2 separate regions of the Homo sapiens genome follow, and region 2 is linked to region 1. Evidence: chromatin loops called from intact Hi-C (ENCODE). Cell type or tissue: ascending aorta. All regions are shown on one strand.

Evidence for each region. Peaks named below come from ENCODE experiments on the same cell type or tissue, not always from the same donor. Only the 100,000 strongest peaks of a DNase experiment are listed, where the experiment ranks them.
Region 2: it touches region 1 in a loop (3-fold over the local background); 6 of 110 quality-filtered maps call a loop at or near these places.

Annotation. Positions count from the first base shown.
Region 1 is chr20:17,894,141-17,902,140 of GRCh38, reverse strand. No RefSeq gene overlaps it. Among named protein-coding and RNA genes, the nearest start is that of SNORD17, 65 kb to the left of the region's middle. RefSeq lists enhancers at 6,161-6,300, 5,955-6,631. In ascending aorta, a CTCF peak has its summit at 3,443 (motif pointing right); DNase peaks (open chromatin) are centred at 3,440, 5,660, 6,360 and 6,860; H3K4me3 peaks cover 1,524 bases; H3K27ac peaks cover 1,889 bases.
Region 2 is chr20:17,613,225-17,621,224 of GRCh38, reverse strand. It overlaps RRBP1 (ribosome binding protein 1), which reads left to right. Exons shown (of 25, transcript NM_001365613.2): 17 at 418-510; 18 at 855-926; 19 at 1,497-1,592; 20 at 2,546-2,629; 21 at 4,386-4,493; 22 at 5,216-5,299; 23 at 5,696-5,794; 24 at 6,345-6,488; 25 at 7,005-7,546. The coding sequence ends at 7,043. Among named protein-coding and RNA genes, the nearest start is that of DSTN, 47 kb to the right of the region's middle. RefSeq lists enhancers at 5,864-6,587, 6,588-7,311. In ascending aorta, a CTCF peak has its summit at 3,530 (motif pointing right); DNase peaks (open chromatin) are centred at 3,524, 5,704, 6,524, 7,574 and 13 weaker places; H3K4me3 peaks cover 1,200 bases; H3K27ac peaks cover 4,187 bases.

The DNA.
Region 1 (8,000 bases):
ATCCCTTGAGAGTTCTGGGCAGGGCCACAGCCCCCTTGGTTGGAAAGCGACGGGTCCCTTTTGGTGCTGGTGAGCTGTAAGCAACAAAGCTGTTGCCAAGGGCCTCTGGAATATGACTGTTTCTGAGGCTGTTACAAAATTATATTAAATTCCCAAATGATGGTATTCATTGTAATATATGCAAGCTTTTTAATGTATCAGCCATGCTTATATCAGGTGTGGTCACCTAAGAGTTTTGATTGTTTTTGCTCTTTTATTGATGCATAATTTGCATATAGTAAAATACACAAATCTTAAGTGGATGCTCAATGAATTTTTACCTATGTATACACTCATGTAACAACCACCAAGATCAGGATAGAGAACATTTCCATCATTCTAGTAAGTTCCTTCAGGCCCTTTCTCACTCAATCCCCATCTCCCACTGCCCTAAACAAGTAGACACTATTCTGACCTCTCTCATCATATGTAGATAAGTTTTGCCTTTTATTTTTTTATTTTTTATTTTTATTTTTTAAAAAGGGGTCTTAGTCCTCTGTGACTCAGGCTGGAGTGCAGTGGTGTGACCATAGCTCAATGCAGCCTTGAACTCCTGGGCTCAAGCGGTGCCCCCGCTCCAGCCTCCCGAGGAACTGGGACTACAGGTGCACACTACCACACCCAGCTAATTTTTAAAAAATTTTTTTGTAGAGATGGGGTCACCCTATGTTGCCCAGGCTGGTCTTAAGTTCCTAGACTCAAGGGATCCTCTGGCCTCAGCCTCTCAAGGTTCTGGGATTACAGGTGTGAGCCACACTGTGCCTGGCTTATTTGATATCTTGTGATCAATATTGTGTTTTTGAGATTCATTCATATTTCACGTAAGAGCAACCCATTCATTTTTCTTGCTGTGCTGTACACCACAATGTATTTATCTATTCTTCTATTGATGGGCATTTGAGTTGTATTTAGTTTTTGGCTGTTATCGATTTAGCAGCAATGTGTATTTTTGTACATGTTTTTTGGTGTGTGTACGCACTCATTTCTTTCAGGGTATATACCCAGGAGTGGAACTGCTTGGTCACATGGTGAGTGTATGTTTAATTTTAGAAGAAACTGCCAAATGGTTCTCCAAAGTGCTTGTACTGGTTTATACTTCCACCAGCAGCATGTAAGAGTTCACTTCCTCCACATCCTCACCAATGCTTGATATTTTCAGAAATTTAATTTTAGCCATTCTAGGGAGTGTATAGTCACAGCATATTGTGGGTCTAATTTGCATTTCCCTGTAACCATTGAGGTTGAGCATCTTTTTTTTTTTTTTGAGACGGAGTCTCGCTCTGTTGCCCAGGCTGGAGTGTGCTGGCGCAATCTCGGCTCACTGCATCCTTCGCCTCCTGGGTTCAAATGATTCTCCTGCCTCAGTCTCCCAAGTACCTGAGATTACAGGCATGTGCTACCACATCTGGCTAATTTTTTGTGTTTTTAGTAGAGACAGGGTTTCACCATGTTGGCCAGGCTGGTCTCAAGCTCCTGACCTCAAGGGATCCACTCATCTCGACCTCCCAAAGTTCTGGAATTACAGGCATGAGCCACCGCGCCTGGCTGATGTTGAGCATCTTTTTATGAACTTACTGGCCATTTTGATATCCTTTTGTGTGAATGCCTTTTAAATTCATTTGTGCATTTTTTTTCCTATTGGATACCTGACACCTTTAATAAAGATAAAAGGGTTATGAAATAGCACCTTACTCATGCCAGGAGTTAAGAGGAAACTGAAGTGGGTTTGTGAAGAAAGTGATGAAGAAGAGAAGGACCCTACTTCTCAGGTCTCTGAAGCTTATTGGTCTCTGTCTCCCCAGAACCTAGCACACAGCTCGGCACAAGACAGGAACCCAACAAAAGTTCATCAAATAAGGGGACTGTCCTTGTTTTGGGGGGCTGTTGTGGACTTTGCAATGCATGATCCTCTTTACTATTCCATCTCTCTGAAGCTACATCAGACCCTGGGACCCCTCCAATTCTGGACAGGTGGCCCACAAGTAGCCTCAGGCCACGGCTCACTGAGACAGCCCAGATTGTCTTGCTGATTAGCCTGCTTGAATCCCATGGAAAACCTCTCCTGTCACTGGGGTACTCCATGAGCCTCGGGGATTGCATCATTATTTACATCCCAATTTCTTTAAATTCAAGATTTGTATCCAATAGCGTTGGTCTCCCTGAACCTGGATCCCCAGGTTCTCAGAAGAGTCAGGGACCGCAAGCTGCCTTCACCAGCCCAGATCTCTGCTGAGCACTTGTTCTACCCGGGATGAGTTCCTGAAGATAAACCTTTTGTGCATTGTGTTATTTTGTGTGCACAACTCAGCTAAGTGGCCTCCAGCACTACTCATCATCCCGCCGCCTGGCTACCAAGAGGCCCAATCAGTATCTGTGGAACGAGTGGATAAAGAATGATTTAGGGTCCAATCCATTTCCCAATCCAGTAAGCCATCTTTCATTTCCACCATCTTGGGCCAAAGGAAAAAAAAATGGGAACATCTTTCTTTCTTTCTTTTTTTTGTGACAGAGTCTCACTCTGTTGCCCAGGCTGGAGTGCAGTGGGATGATCTCAGCTCACTGCAACCTCTGCATCCCAGGTTCAAGCGATTCTCGTGCCTCAGCCTCTTGAGTAGCTGAGATCACAGATGTACACCACCATGCCTGGCTACTTTTTGTATTTTTAGTAGAGACGGGGTTTCACCATGTTGGTCAGGCTGGTCTCAAACTCCTGGACTCAAGTGATCTGTCCTCCTTGGTCTCTCAAAGTTCTGAGATTACAGGCGTGAGCCACCGTGCCTAGCCAGGAACTTCTTTTTATGCTTTACCAGAAACTCATCTTGATGTTTTCTTGTTCTTGATGATTTTGCTAAAGTCCAGACGTTCCTTGATCATCGAACACTTCTGTGTCAGCTAAGTTGTTTGAAGCAGTAAATCCCAGCTCTACATTCCCTTCATAATATGTGTCCAACTGAAAAAGAATGTTAAAGAAGACAATAAAATGCTTAATGGTAGAGTTCTGAAATAATCAGAATTAATCAATCAATCATTTATTTATTCAAATGACCGACACTTATTATTATGTATCTCTGTGCAGCCATGCATGGCTTGAGGGATGTGACACAGGAGATTTATGTCTGGTGGTGGATGGGCTTTTGTCTCGAACTCCTGACCTCAAGTGATCTGCTCGCCTTGGCCTCCAAAAGTGCTAGGATTACAGGCGTGAGCCACTGCGCCTGGCCTTGGATGGGCTTTTGTAACCTAGTATGTCTTCCTGGTGCCTTATCCATGATTGTTTCTTGGTATGGGATTTTTCTCCCACTCTTGGGAATCTCCTGGTATTCCACCGATGGCTGCTGAAACCCAGTCCCTGGCTGGTTCCAGTGTCTGATTGTGCTAGGTTGTAATTCCATGTGCTGCCAGGAGGTGTCTCTCCCTAACACCTGATGCTGCCGCGGCTGAAAAGTTGGTTTCTGTGTGACAAGTGAGAACAGTGTTGAAGTCAATTTTGTGTTTGAAGTTTTATCTTAAAAATAAGTTAACTTTGAATAAAAAATTATCTTGGTCAGTGAAGGGTATGTAAATTTTTTTTTGTTTATTTTTCATTTTTTGTATCTTCATGAACACATGTAAAAGTTTTTGGAACGGCATTGTCCAATAGAACTTTTTGCCGTGTTAGAAATGTTTTACAATCTGCTCTGTCCAATAATTGTAGCCACAAGCCACATGGAGCTAATCAGCAGTTGAAATGTGGCTAGTGAGACTGAGGAACTGAATTTCAGATTTTACTTAATTCTAATTAATTAATTAATTAACTGATTAATTTTTAGAGACAGAGCTCAGCTTGGTTGCCCAGGCTGGAGTGCAGTGGCATGCCATAGCTCACTGCAGCCTCAAACTCCCAGTCAAGCTAGGACTATAGGCAAGCATCACCACACCCAGCTCATTTTAAAATTATTTTTTCTAGGGATGGATCTCACTGTGTTGCCCAGATTGGTCTTGAACACATGGCCTCAGGCAATTCTCTGCTTTGATTTGCCAAAGTGCTGGGATAACAGGCATGAGCCATCATGCCCAGCCTTATTAAATTTAAACAGCTACATGTGGTCACTCTATGGAGCAGCATAGCTTTATAATAATTTTTTAAAATTAATTAGTTTAATTGACACATTATCATTGTACATAGGTATGGGGTGCAGTTTGATATTTTAATACATATATTGTATAATGGTCAAATTAGGGTAGTTAGCATGTCAATCACCTTAGGCATTTATCATTCCCTTGTGGTGAGAACATTCAAAAGCCTCTCCTCTAGCTATTTTGTAATATACAATATCTTACTGTTAACCATAGCCACCCTACTGTGTAACAGAACCCCAGAATTTATGCCTCCCATCTAATTGTAATTTGTACCTGTTGACCGACCTCTCCCCATCCTCCCCTCTCCCCTGCCCTTCCCAGGCTCTGGTAACCACTGTTGGACTCTCTGACTCTTCTTCTATGAGATCAATTTTTTTTTTTTTTTTTTTTAGATTCCACATATGAGTGAGATCATGCAGTATTTGTCTCTCTGTGTCTGGCTTATTTCACTTAATATGATGTCCTCCAAGTTCATCCATGTTGTTGAAAATGACAGGATTTCATTTTTTTATGGCTGGTACAATTATTTTTGTTTCTATTATTTCAGCAAAGGAGAATCAGGAGAGAAAATATCAGAACAGAGTACAGCCAGTCAGTCTCCTTACCAGTGTCAGGGCAGATTAGTGTAAGACTGTGGGGTTCTAGAGATTTGTGGGTCAATTCTGGCCTTGCCACTTAATAGCTGCTGTGACGTTAGGTAAGTGAGTTCATCTCTCTGAGCCTCAGTTTCTTTATCTGTAGATTGGGGATTGTAATGGCAACCTCAGAAGACTACTGTGAGGACTGAGTGAAGTACTGTGTACATCACTCAGGGTATGGGAGCATTGACTTACATAGTGAGTGCTCAGCAAAAGTCCCTCTGCCCCTGTTGGTGGTGATGGTGGCAGTGACAGCGGATTTATTATTCACCAAACTAGTCTTCCTGCTCACTGTCTCTACAGGGGCTAAATCGGGGGAGGACACAGTCCAAGGTCAAGAGCATCAAGCAAAGAATTAGTCAGCAGTCAGCCTAGGAGTCAGGCTGTTGTGTCAACTGCATTAACCCAGAGGTCAGAAGCAAAGGGACTTACAGAAAAATTCTAAGAACAGAACAAAAGGATTTTTTTTTAAACTCTTCATCAAGATTCCCCAAATATTAACATTTTTGCCACATTTGCCTTACTGTTTTCTCTGTCTGTGTGTACAAATATATATATTTTTCTGAATCATAAGAGAGTAAATTGCAGATGTGATGCCCTCTATCTCCCAAAGCTTCAGTGTATAATTCCTAAAAAGTAAAGGACATTCTGCTACACAGCCACAGTGCAGTGACTAAGTCAGGAAACGAACACTGATTCAATACAATTAGCTAATCTACAGACCGTATTCAGATTTAGATGTCACCAACTGTCCCAGTAATGTCCTTTATAGCAACACAATATCCCAGATCACGTGCTGCAGTTGGTTGCCCTGTCTCTAATCTCCTCCAATCGGCGACAGTTCCTTGGGCTTTCTTTGTCTTTCCTGACCTTGACATTTTTGAAGAGTCCACGCAGTTTTCTTGTAGAATGTCCTTCAGTTTGGGTCTGCCTGATGTTTCCTCATGATAAGCCTCAGGTTGTGTATTCTTGGCAAGAATACTGGGAAAATGATGCTGTGTTCTCAGTGCATCAGATGAGCGGGGACATGAGGTCCCTTTCTTAGTTTGGGAGAATAAATTCTGATGAAAAATATTCCCAGTGAGAAGGAAAATCGAGAGGATCTCAGGAGGCTGGTGTGGTTTGCACAAGCAACTGTGCTTCGCTCACATTTTCAAAGGACAGAAGCAAAGGGTGGAAGGCAGAGAACTCCACTCAGAGAGCGAGAGAACGGAGAGAAGAGCGGCTGAAAAGCTGGCTCCAGAAACGAGCTGAGGCCCTGAAAAATGCTGAAGGCAACCAAATAGGCTTCTAAATTGCTTACTTAAAAAACACTCATTCGTTTTCCTGACAATAAAAAATAGAATGTGGTCATTGTGGAAAATACAAACGTATAAAGAAGGAAACAGTAACTCCCTGCATCCTACACCCAGCTGTAGCCACGGCTAATATTTTGGGTATTTTCCCTCCCCACCTCCAGGAAAGGTTTTTAAAGCTGCGCTTGGAGCATGAAACAAAATGAGAAAGACTTCAGCTTCTCGGCGTGGGGAAGGTGATGTCATGCCAGCGGGGGCGGCGGAAAGGGCTGCCTGTGCTTCCCCTTCACTCTCGGGACGCGGCTGTGGGCTGGGCAGGAGGGAGCCAAGTCTGGGGTGCACTGGGGAGCCCAGAACCACTGCTATGCTCTGCAAAACTCTGAGGCGCTTCCAAAAGTTTGGAGCTGGGCATGTATTTTACTGATTTCTAAAAATCGTAAGCGGTTGTTCGGGGGGAGGAGAAGGGTGTTGGGGTGACGGGGTGTCCGCGCTGGAGACTCAGCTGTGTGCGCCCTGATTCAGACGAGGGAGGCCTTCCAGGTGGGGGTGGGCAGGGAGCTTCTGGGGAAGAATGCATCCTGAGGGCGGAGAGCTACAGGGTAAGGGGGCCAGGCTGTCGGCATTAGAGGGGTGTCTGCGTTTGGCTGCAGCCCAGCCCGCAGGCTCCAGAGTCTGGGAGCCGCGAAGGAGCCGCCCTTATCAGGCAGTAGGGCGAGCTGCCCCAGGGGACAGTCTCTGTGCTGAGGGCATTCCTCGACCTGGGTCGTGGCGCCTACTAGCAGGGGGTTCCAGGATTCCCAGGGCAGAGCTGTCCGGTGTGAGGTGTCCAGCTGGCTTGAGGCCTGTGGCCCTGAAGGCCGGGTGGGCCAGGAGGCTGAGAGGCAGCCACCTTTAAAGGGAGCCAGAGCAGGGAGGGAAACGGAGCTCTTCCCCTGCCGTCCTGGCGCTGTTCCTGCCAATAGACAAGGCAGATGTGTACAATGATTATAGTCTTTTTGTTTGTTTTAAGAGACAGCCTTGCTGTGTTGCCCAGGCTGGAGTGAGTGCAGTGGCTTGTTCATAGCTCACTGCAGCCTGGAACTCCTGGGCTCAGGGGATCCTCCCACTTCAGCTTCCCAAGTAACTGGGACTACAGGTGTGTGCCACCATGCCCTGCTAATTTTTTTTTTTTTTTTTTGAGACGGAGTTTCGCTCTTGTTGCCCAGGCTGGAGTGCAATGGCGGGATCTCAGCTTACTGCAACCTCTGCCTCCCAGGTTCAAGCGATTCTCCTGCCTCTCGGCCTCCCGAGTAGCTGGGATTACAGGCATGTGCCACCACTCCCGGCTAATTTTATATTTTTAGTAAAGACGGGGTTTCTCCATGTTGGTCAGGCTGGTTTTGAACTCCCGACCTCAGGTGATCCGCCTGTCTCGGCCTCCCAAAGTGCTGGGATTACAGGTGTTAGCCACTGCACCCAGCCACCCCACTAATTTTTAAATTATTTATTTATTTAGAGACAGAATCTCACTCTGTCACCCAGGTTGGAATGCAGTGGCACCATCATAGCTCACTGCAGCCTCAACCTCCAGGGTTCCAGGGATTCTCCTGCTTCAGCCTCCCAAGCAGCTGGGACTATAGGCGTGGGCCAGCCCATCAGACTAATTTTTTTTTTCAGATCCTCACATCTCAGATGAACATCCAGCTAATTTTAAAAAGTTTTGTAGAGATGGGGTCTTGCTATGTTGACCAGGCTGGTCTCGAACTCCTGGGCTCAAGCAACTCTCCTACCTCAGCCTCCCAAAGTGTTAGGATTACAGGTGGGAGCCATCACACCACCCAGCCTGATTATAACATTTTAACTGTGGGCCAGGCACTGTGTTAAGTCTAAGTCTGCGTATGTTCAAAGTAGCCTTTGCAACTGGTCTATC
Region 2 (8,000 bases), 280 kb after region 1:
GAAGGGGAAGGACGGGGTAAGCAGCTGGTGACTGCCAGGTTGAACCCCGTTTGTGACTAAGAGCAATGCCAGGTCTAGCCCTGCCACTCTCTGGCCAGCCCATCCTGTGCTCCTCGTCCTGGGCCATTGACACACTTGGTGCTGGTGGCAAACCCCGGCAGTAACAAGCATCCTAGTGGTCCTGTGCAGGTCACAGACCTCATTTCCTTGCCTGGCACTGCAGCCACACTGGCCCACTGGCCAGAGGACCTCCCTCCCAGGACAGTGGTTGCCTTCCCTCCCCACCTAACGCTGGCGCTCATGAAGTCAGCAGGCGGAGCACGGCAGGTCACCAGGGCTGCAGGGACAGGAAGATGCGGTTGTGTGGTGCGGGTCTCGGGAGGGAGAGGGCCCTGCCTCACCTCGGTTTCCCCCCAGGAGGGCATGCTCAGAGACCTGCAGAAGAGCGTGGAGGAGGAGGAGCAGGTGTGGAGGGCCAAGGTGGGCGCCGCAGAGGAGGAGCTCCAGAAGGTATATGCAGCCCTGCCTGCCTCCCGGCGCCGTGGAGCACATGAAGCCCAGGGGAGAGTTGACAGGATTGTCTCTGTCACCTGTGAGACTCGTGTGTCTCGGTGGGGCTTTTCCACGACACCCTATGAAGCACAGTTGCGGGATGACAGCTCAGTCCGTCCTCCAGGAGGCCCCCGCCTAGGAAGACACTGCCAGATGGCGCCAGGGTGACCGTCCCAGCTGGGCGGAGTGGGCACCCCCGGGGCTTCCTAAGTTGGGTCAGTCCCGCTCGGGTCCTAGCATGGCCTCGGAAGGAGACACCCCCAGGTGCTCGTGTCTGACGGAGCCTTCCCCTTGCTTTGTAGTCCCGGGTCACAGTGAAGCATCTCGAAGAGATTGTAGAGAAGCTAAAAGGAGAACTTGAAAGTTCGGACCAGGTATGTGCTCTGCTCAGAGAACTCTTTCTCTTGTCCCGGGAGCCTCTTTGAAAGTGACGTTAATGCAGAGGACACTTCACTGATTTCTTCCTCATGGACCGTGTGCCTTAAGAGAGGCATTCTCTCTCAAGCCAAGGGATCTTGTCCATCCTGTTTTTCCTTAATGAGAGACATTGACTACCTCAGAGGACCCTGAGACCCAGCCACGGGCCCTGTGCAGACCTGCCCAGCCCTGGTGAACAGGGCTTCTGCCACGGCCTTCACAGTCAAGGTGGCCCCACTGCCCCCTTCAGACGCCACAGGGAGCCCTGGAGAAGGTACCCTTGGTACCTGCTTTTGCAAGTAAATCTAAGAGCATGTCAGTCCCCAGGAGTGCCCGGGTGCAGCCTGCCACTTTCCGTAAGGGGTTCTCTTGCCGCGGACTAGTTTCTCGTTTGCTTGGTAGCTGGTGGGCCTCAGGGATCTCCCGAGAGGCCTCACCTATCCCAGGGCCAGCCTGCTCCCTGAGGTGAGTGCCCTTTGAGCAGAGGCTGCTGGCGCATGCGTGTGCGTGTCTGTGCATCTGTCCAGGTGAGGGAGCACACGTCGCATTTGGAGGCAGAGCTGGAAAAGCACATGGCGGCCGCCAGCGCCGAGTGCCAGAACTACGCCAAGGAGGTGGCAGGGGTGAGTCTGCCCCCCAAGGAGTGCAGCCCCTGCCCAGCAGATCTGCGGTCCTCCCTGAGCTGCTTCTCCTCAGCCCTGTGGGAGCAGCTCTCGGTGACATAAGCCTTGAAGTCCGAGTCCTCAGGCGTTTGCCCGAAGCCTCACAGGCCCCTCGTTGGGCTGTCAGGCCTGAGGTGTCTCTCAGGGCAGGTTTCAAAAAGGCAGCCTCCCAGCCAGGACAGGGGCAGAGCCAGGCAGCCCTGCCCCGAGGGAGGCGTTTGACGTTCTAGGTTATCCCTCCGCAAGGGGATTCTCTGCCTGGCTTGCTGATGTCATATCTGGTGGGGAGTGGATTTAGATCTGACACTTTTTCTGCTCTTCAGAAGCAGAAGCACAAGCCCAGTATCCCAATTCTGGTTTAATCTCAAACTTTTGGGCCAGGCACAGCGGCTCATGCCTGTAATCCCAGCACTTTGAAAGGCTGAGGTGGATTGCTCGAGGCCAGAAATTTGAGACCGGCCTGGGCAACATAGCAAGACCGCATCTCTACCAAAAAAAAAAAAAAAAGCCAGGCACACTGGTGGGCACCTCCGTTCCCAGCTGCTTAGGAGGCTGATGCAGGAGGATTGCCTGAGCCCAAGAGTTCAAGACCAGCGTGGATGACAGATTGAGACCATCTCTGAAAAAAAAAATCATCTCCAACTTTTGGCCCTTTTTTGCCAGAGATAATCAGTAAACATTTGTGAAGGCCTGAAAGAGGTACGCAGTGAACACCATTCTTCCTAAGTCCTCAAAAAAGAAATCGTAGCTGTAGGAAGCCTGGCGAGCCCTGTGCCGGCCCGATGCTGTGACCCTCCTCAGGGTTTTGGTTAAGTGGATGTGTTAGGTTTTATGTTTCGGCGCTAACTCACGGGGACTGGTTTTCTCCTTTTCTCTCCTTTTTTCCCATCACCCGCCTCTGTTTTCTCCCCAAGCTGAGGCAACTTCTCCTAGAATCTCAATCTCAGCTCGATGCCGCCAAGAGCGAAGCCCAGAAACAGAGCGATGAGCTTGCCCTGGTAGGTGGCCTCCATGTCCCCATGCCAGGAGTGTGACCTGGGGCGTTGCGTGTGTGAGATGCATTTGCCAGTCATGCGTTTGTGTCCACTCAAAGATAAAGCCTAGGGAAGGGACAGTGTCACCCGTTGAGCAGCATGGGGCCGGCTTCTGGGGGCCTTCCTGCACATTTGCCCAGAACTCTGAGCTGGGCCTGTGGCTGTTGGGACCAGGGTGCTCCCACTCCATCTCCCGTCCCCTGGCTACCTGGTCCCCTGTTCAAGGTAGTGAGAGCTCTGGGCGTCTGCATTCCCTGTGAGCCCATTGTAGTCACCTGGGGGCGTCAGGGATATTGCAGTCCCTGGCATCACAAGACCAGGAAGCCTGGGGGTTCCTCCTGGCCTGGCCACCCATCGCCCTGGGGCTCTCAGCAAGTCCCGTGCCTTCTGTGGGTTTTCTCACCTCAGTGACAGCTCAGATCAATTCAGTCAAAGCCACAGGCATGCAGGGAAGACCTGCTCCACGCCCGGCCCCATACCAGCTGCCGGGTGCAGAGAGCAGCCCCCTTGGCAGACCACTGGAGCTCTGCCTGTGCAGGTGGCCTCTTGAGTCCCTCCTGGTGTTCAGCTCAGGTGTCTGATGCCAAGTCCCAGCTCCTTGGCAGGCTCCACCCAGCCTCACCGGATCTGGTACCGCCCCAAGGCTGGTGTTGTGAGCAGCACCCTGTGAGGCCGCAGACATGTTCTGTTTGATCTGCGGTGTTTTTTTAAATCTTGAATTAGTTGTCAACAGGGAGAAATTGGGAAATTTTAAATAAAAATGGGCTGGCATTCCCCCTGCAGCAGCCAGTGAGTCCGGCACACGCTCCCAACACCCTCGGTCCCCCTTGGTCATTCAGGTCTTACCCGGACCAGAACACCAGAGGGCAGTGCTGCCTAGGCCAGGTCTCCTCCTGTGTCTAGGGGCCACTCACTGAAGCCTTGGCTGAGCGAAGTCTGGGTGACAGGCCCCGGGGGCATGGCCCAGGCCGGGGATGTGCAGAGAAAACCCCCTGGAGTTTCTGTTGTCTTCCAGCTGTGCAGTTCGTTATTTGCATTGGGAGGGGCTGTTCAGAGGGAGGGAAGAATGTCTGGGGTTCCCACGTACCTGGGGTGGCCCCTCAGCGCAGGGTCAGAGACCGCCCATGTTCCCTGGGGAGCTTATGCCAAGGGCCCCACCTGGGTCTCCAATTGGAACCTCTACCTGAGCCTCTCGAGTGACACCTGCCCTTCAAATTGCAGGCCCAGTGGTTTGGGTGCAGCCAGATATGCCACCTAACCCCAGTGATGGAGCGTAGGGGTGGGGGACCTTGTTAGGCAAGAATGTTATCTCATAATCTTTTCTAGACCCCGGAAAGGGCTCTGAGCAGTGGACTGCATCCTTGAAGGAGAAACGGGGGGTGTAGACAGTGTGGCGGCCACCCCCCGGTTCCATTCGGATTCCTTTGCTCTGTGGGCCATGCCCATCAGGGGTCACCTCACTCCCAGGGAGGGCTCCCCTCCGGTTGGGCTTGGAGCAGAGCACATTGGGTCTCATTAGCCCAGAGGCTTGGTGGCCTTGGTTTGGCTCAGGTTGGCGGCGGGGGTGGCCAGACATAGGTCACAGTTACCAAGCCAGGTCCCCTGAAGGGACTTTGGCTGTTGAGAGCAGCTACGGTCCTCCGAGGGGGTCCCTGCAGGAGTGAGCATGGTGGGTGTGCGACTGGCTGTGCATTTGCAAACACACCCCTTCCTGTTCCAGGTCAGGCAGCAGTTGAGTGAAATGAAGAGCCACGTAGAGGATGGTGACATAGCTGGGGCCCCAGCTTCCTCCCCAGAGGCGCCCCCAGCCGAGCAGGACCCCGTTCAGGTTAGGGCGGTGAGCTGGTCCCCAGACACATCACTAATCCCAGAAGAGTGCAGGCCCTGCTGCCTCCGTTCGGACTAAACCCCGCACTGGCTGCTCCAGCCTCCGCTGCTTCCCCACCCCACCCTGCTTTGCCCCATTTGGATCATCCAGGTTCGGAGAAAGCCACAGAGCATGGAACAGAAAGGTGGCCAGGTGGAGAGGCTGGAGGAGTTGGGGGGAGGTGGGACTCGAAGAGGGAGTCCGTGATTTGGGGTCTGCACCTACAGGGCTCAGGAGCAGCTCTGGGCAGGGTCTGCAGCCATCGAAGGGGACTGTCTCCCACTGCAACCCCGGCTGGGACATCGCTAGCAGGATATTCGCTCTCCAGAGTTTTGAGCCCGGCAATAGCCACCAAGAGTCCTCACCAAGAGGCAGGGCCTGTCCCTGGGGTGGCCATGGTGTGGCTGTTAAGGGGGTTGTCATGGGGCCAGGGCTCGGAGGCATCGTTCTTGTCCTGTGAGTCTCGTTAAAGGCCCCTGAGGTTGCAGAGGCCCCATCAGCTGCTCCTGAGCCACACCGAAGTCTGTACCAGGGGCTGAGGTGCCCTCTCCCCAACGAGGGGAGCGTTGGGGCAGGGAAAGGGGAAGCTAGAAGCAGCTAGAGAGCGGTGCCTGTGCTGGATCCCTGGGCCCCTGGAGGGTTCCTCACCGGGCTGCCGGGTTATGTTTGCGGTGTTTGCACAGCTGAAGACGCAGCTGGAGTGGACAGAAGCCATCCTGGAGGATGAGCAGACACAGCGGCAGAAGCTCACGGCCGAGTTTGAGGAGGTCAGGCCCTGCCTGGTGGCTCTCAGCCCCCATCAGCCCCTGGGCCCTGAGTCTCCAGGGAATGAGTGGGTCAGCCCTGCCCCGCTCGGCTGTGCCCAGCAGCACCTGGGCTGGGCCTGGGCCTTCTGGGCAGCAGTGGGTGGGGCCCGGGCAGGTGGAGCACAGGCTGGAGGCACCTTGGGAGCCCTGTGGGTGGTCTGCATCCCTGAGGAGCCTTGAGGGCCTGGGGCTGGGTCAGAACTTGTGGGTCTGGCCCACTCATTCCAGCTACAGGATGGAGCTGTTGCTCCATCAGGCTGGGGGGGCCCCCTGGTCCCCAGGCGTGCTCGGTAGGGTCTTGACAGCACAGCCGTTTATAAGACGTCTCACCCAGACCTCACTTCCCTCTCCGGCAAGGCTCAGACCTCGGCATGTCGGTTACAAGAAGAATTGGAGAAGCTCCGCACAGCCGGCCCCCTAGAGTCTTCAGAAACAGAGGAGGCCTCACAGCTGAAGGCAGGCAGGGGCTGGGGCGGGGGTCACACCTGGAGGGTCTGCTCTGGGGCTGGCGCCACTCTTGGCCTCGGAAAGGGGCCAGGAAGGGGAGAGCCGACCCCACCGGGACCTGCCCTTGGCACTGGTTCCCCTTGTCACTACCCGGGGCTGGGGTGGGGACTCCTAGCCCTGCAGTGTCACATGGTCACATGGCAGCCATTAGTCCTGGTGGCTGTCGAAATGTGAAGCATGTAGAACGTGAAGTGCGTTCCTCAGCCACACGTCCAGCGCTCAGTAGTCAGGTGTGTCTCCTGTGCTGCCTTGGACAGTGCGGAGTAAACTGCTCCTGCCCCAGGAAGTTCTGGTGGTGCTGAGAGCACAGGACCCAGCCCTCACGGTCAGCATGGGCGGTTTCCTCCCTGTCGTCACCACCTATCTCCGGGTGACCAGGAGTTGCCTTCCTTGTGTCCCCAGAGGGCTCCAGCCCCTGGCGTCAGGGTCCTGTGGGCATAGCTGGGGTGGCCCTCCTGCCGGTGCAAGGGCTGATGCCCGTCAACCTTCTGACCATCAGGAGAGACTAGAAAAAGAGAAGAAGTTAACAAGTGACCTGGGGCGCGCCGCCACGAGACTGCAGGAGCTTCTGAAGACGACCCAGGAGCAGCTGGCAAGGGAGAAGGACACGGTGAAGAAGCTGCAGGAACAGCTGGAAAAGGCAGTGCGTGCCTGGCGCCAAAGCAGGGCGGGAGGAGTCGAGCTGCCGGGAGCCCCGGGGAGGCAGGACCGGGAGAGGCAGAGCTGGGCGGAGTCGTCAAGCTGCTGGGAGCGCTGGGCTGGGAGCCCCAGGGGAGGCAGAGCTGGGCGGAGGTAGTGGGGACAGAGACTTCCTAACGAGGGCTTCAGCCCACCCGGCCCACCACCCACCCTTCTGGGGTTCCCTTGCTGGGAAGCGAGTGTCTGATCCCCCTGCTGGCCCAGGTCCTCACTTTGCACCTGTGTGGGCCCCTTAGCCAGTGCTCCAGCCCCTGCCCTGCAGGATGATGGTTTCCCCTCAGCTCCCACCAAGTCCTCCCTGTCCCCCAGCCCCAGGGGTCTGTGGCTCCTGTTCTCTGAGGGACTGGAGTGGCTTGAGGGGGTCAATCCAGGGAGGGACTAAAGGCCCAGGGTAGAGGGCAGGTGGTTCTGCCATGGCTCGTGGCCCAGCCCCCCTCACGCCACCTGCCTTCGTTCACAGGAGGACGGCAGCAGCTCAAAGGAGGGCACCTCTGTCTGAGTTTCCTCTTTGGAAAAAGAAGTTACTGTTCAACTTACCAAAATGCCTTACACATTCCTTACAAATAAACCAACCAACCTACACAGCGTTATCCAGGCCCAACTTCCGGTAGCTCCGAGAGAAGCCATGAGAGACAAGTCTCTTAGAGCCACAGAAGTAGACCTTCCAGAGCCCCAGTTTGTAAATGAACCTGTGTCACATTTGATAAACACTATCCTGGGCGCAGCCCCGGGCCACCGCCGAGTGACGCCAAAGCCCTGGTTGACTCTGACAGCCCCGTGGGTGTGTGGGAGGCCGGGCGCTCTGGGGTCTGTCTGTCAGTGCAATCGTTTAGTGTTTTTTCAGTGGGGCGGGGCGGGAAGCGGGTGGGACCGGGCAGCCAGTTCTCAAAGGCTGTGGGGCCGACTGGAGGCCACAGCCCCTCACCCCTAGACGTTGCCAACCAGAACTGACGTGTGACCTCCTGGGTGTTGATGCCATTAAAACCAACGTTGGTGCCCGGTGCTGCGGTCTCGTCTGGTCTTCTGCTGGGGCTCCCCCACCCGCTGTTGGGCCCAAGATGAAGAACCAAGGGGTGGGGGCGCACTCGGGAAGAGAGTAAGCGTGGGCCTCAGCTGCTTTGAAGGCAGAGGCTCTGCAGCTCCGCGTAGCGTGGGGTGGGGCTGAGACTCGCTGCTTCCGGGGCCCCCAGCAGTTTTCCTTGTCACCTCCCAGACCTCAGTGCCCTCCGGGCAGGATAAGGGAGCAGGGCCTGCGACACCTGAGAGCCAGATACATTTACTGCTGCCCCGCATCCCGGAGGGGCTGAGGTTTGTGAGCGCGGCTGGTGGCCCGGGCTGTTGCGTGATGGAGGTCCGGGAATGAACAAGGGGTCTCTGTCCTGGCTGGGGCTTAGACACCCACACCCCAGGAGGGTGGGCCAGGGCTGGAGCAGCCCACTGCCTGCCCTCGGGAGGT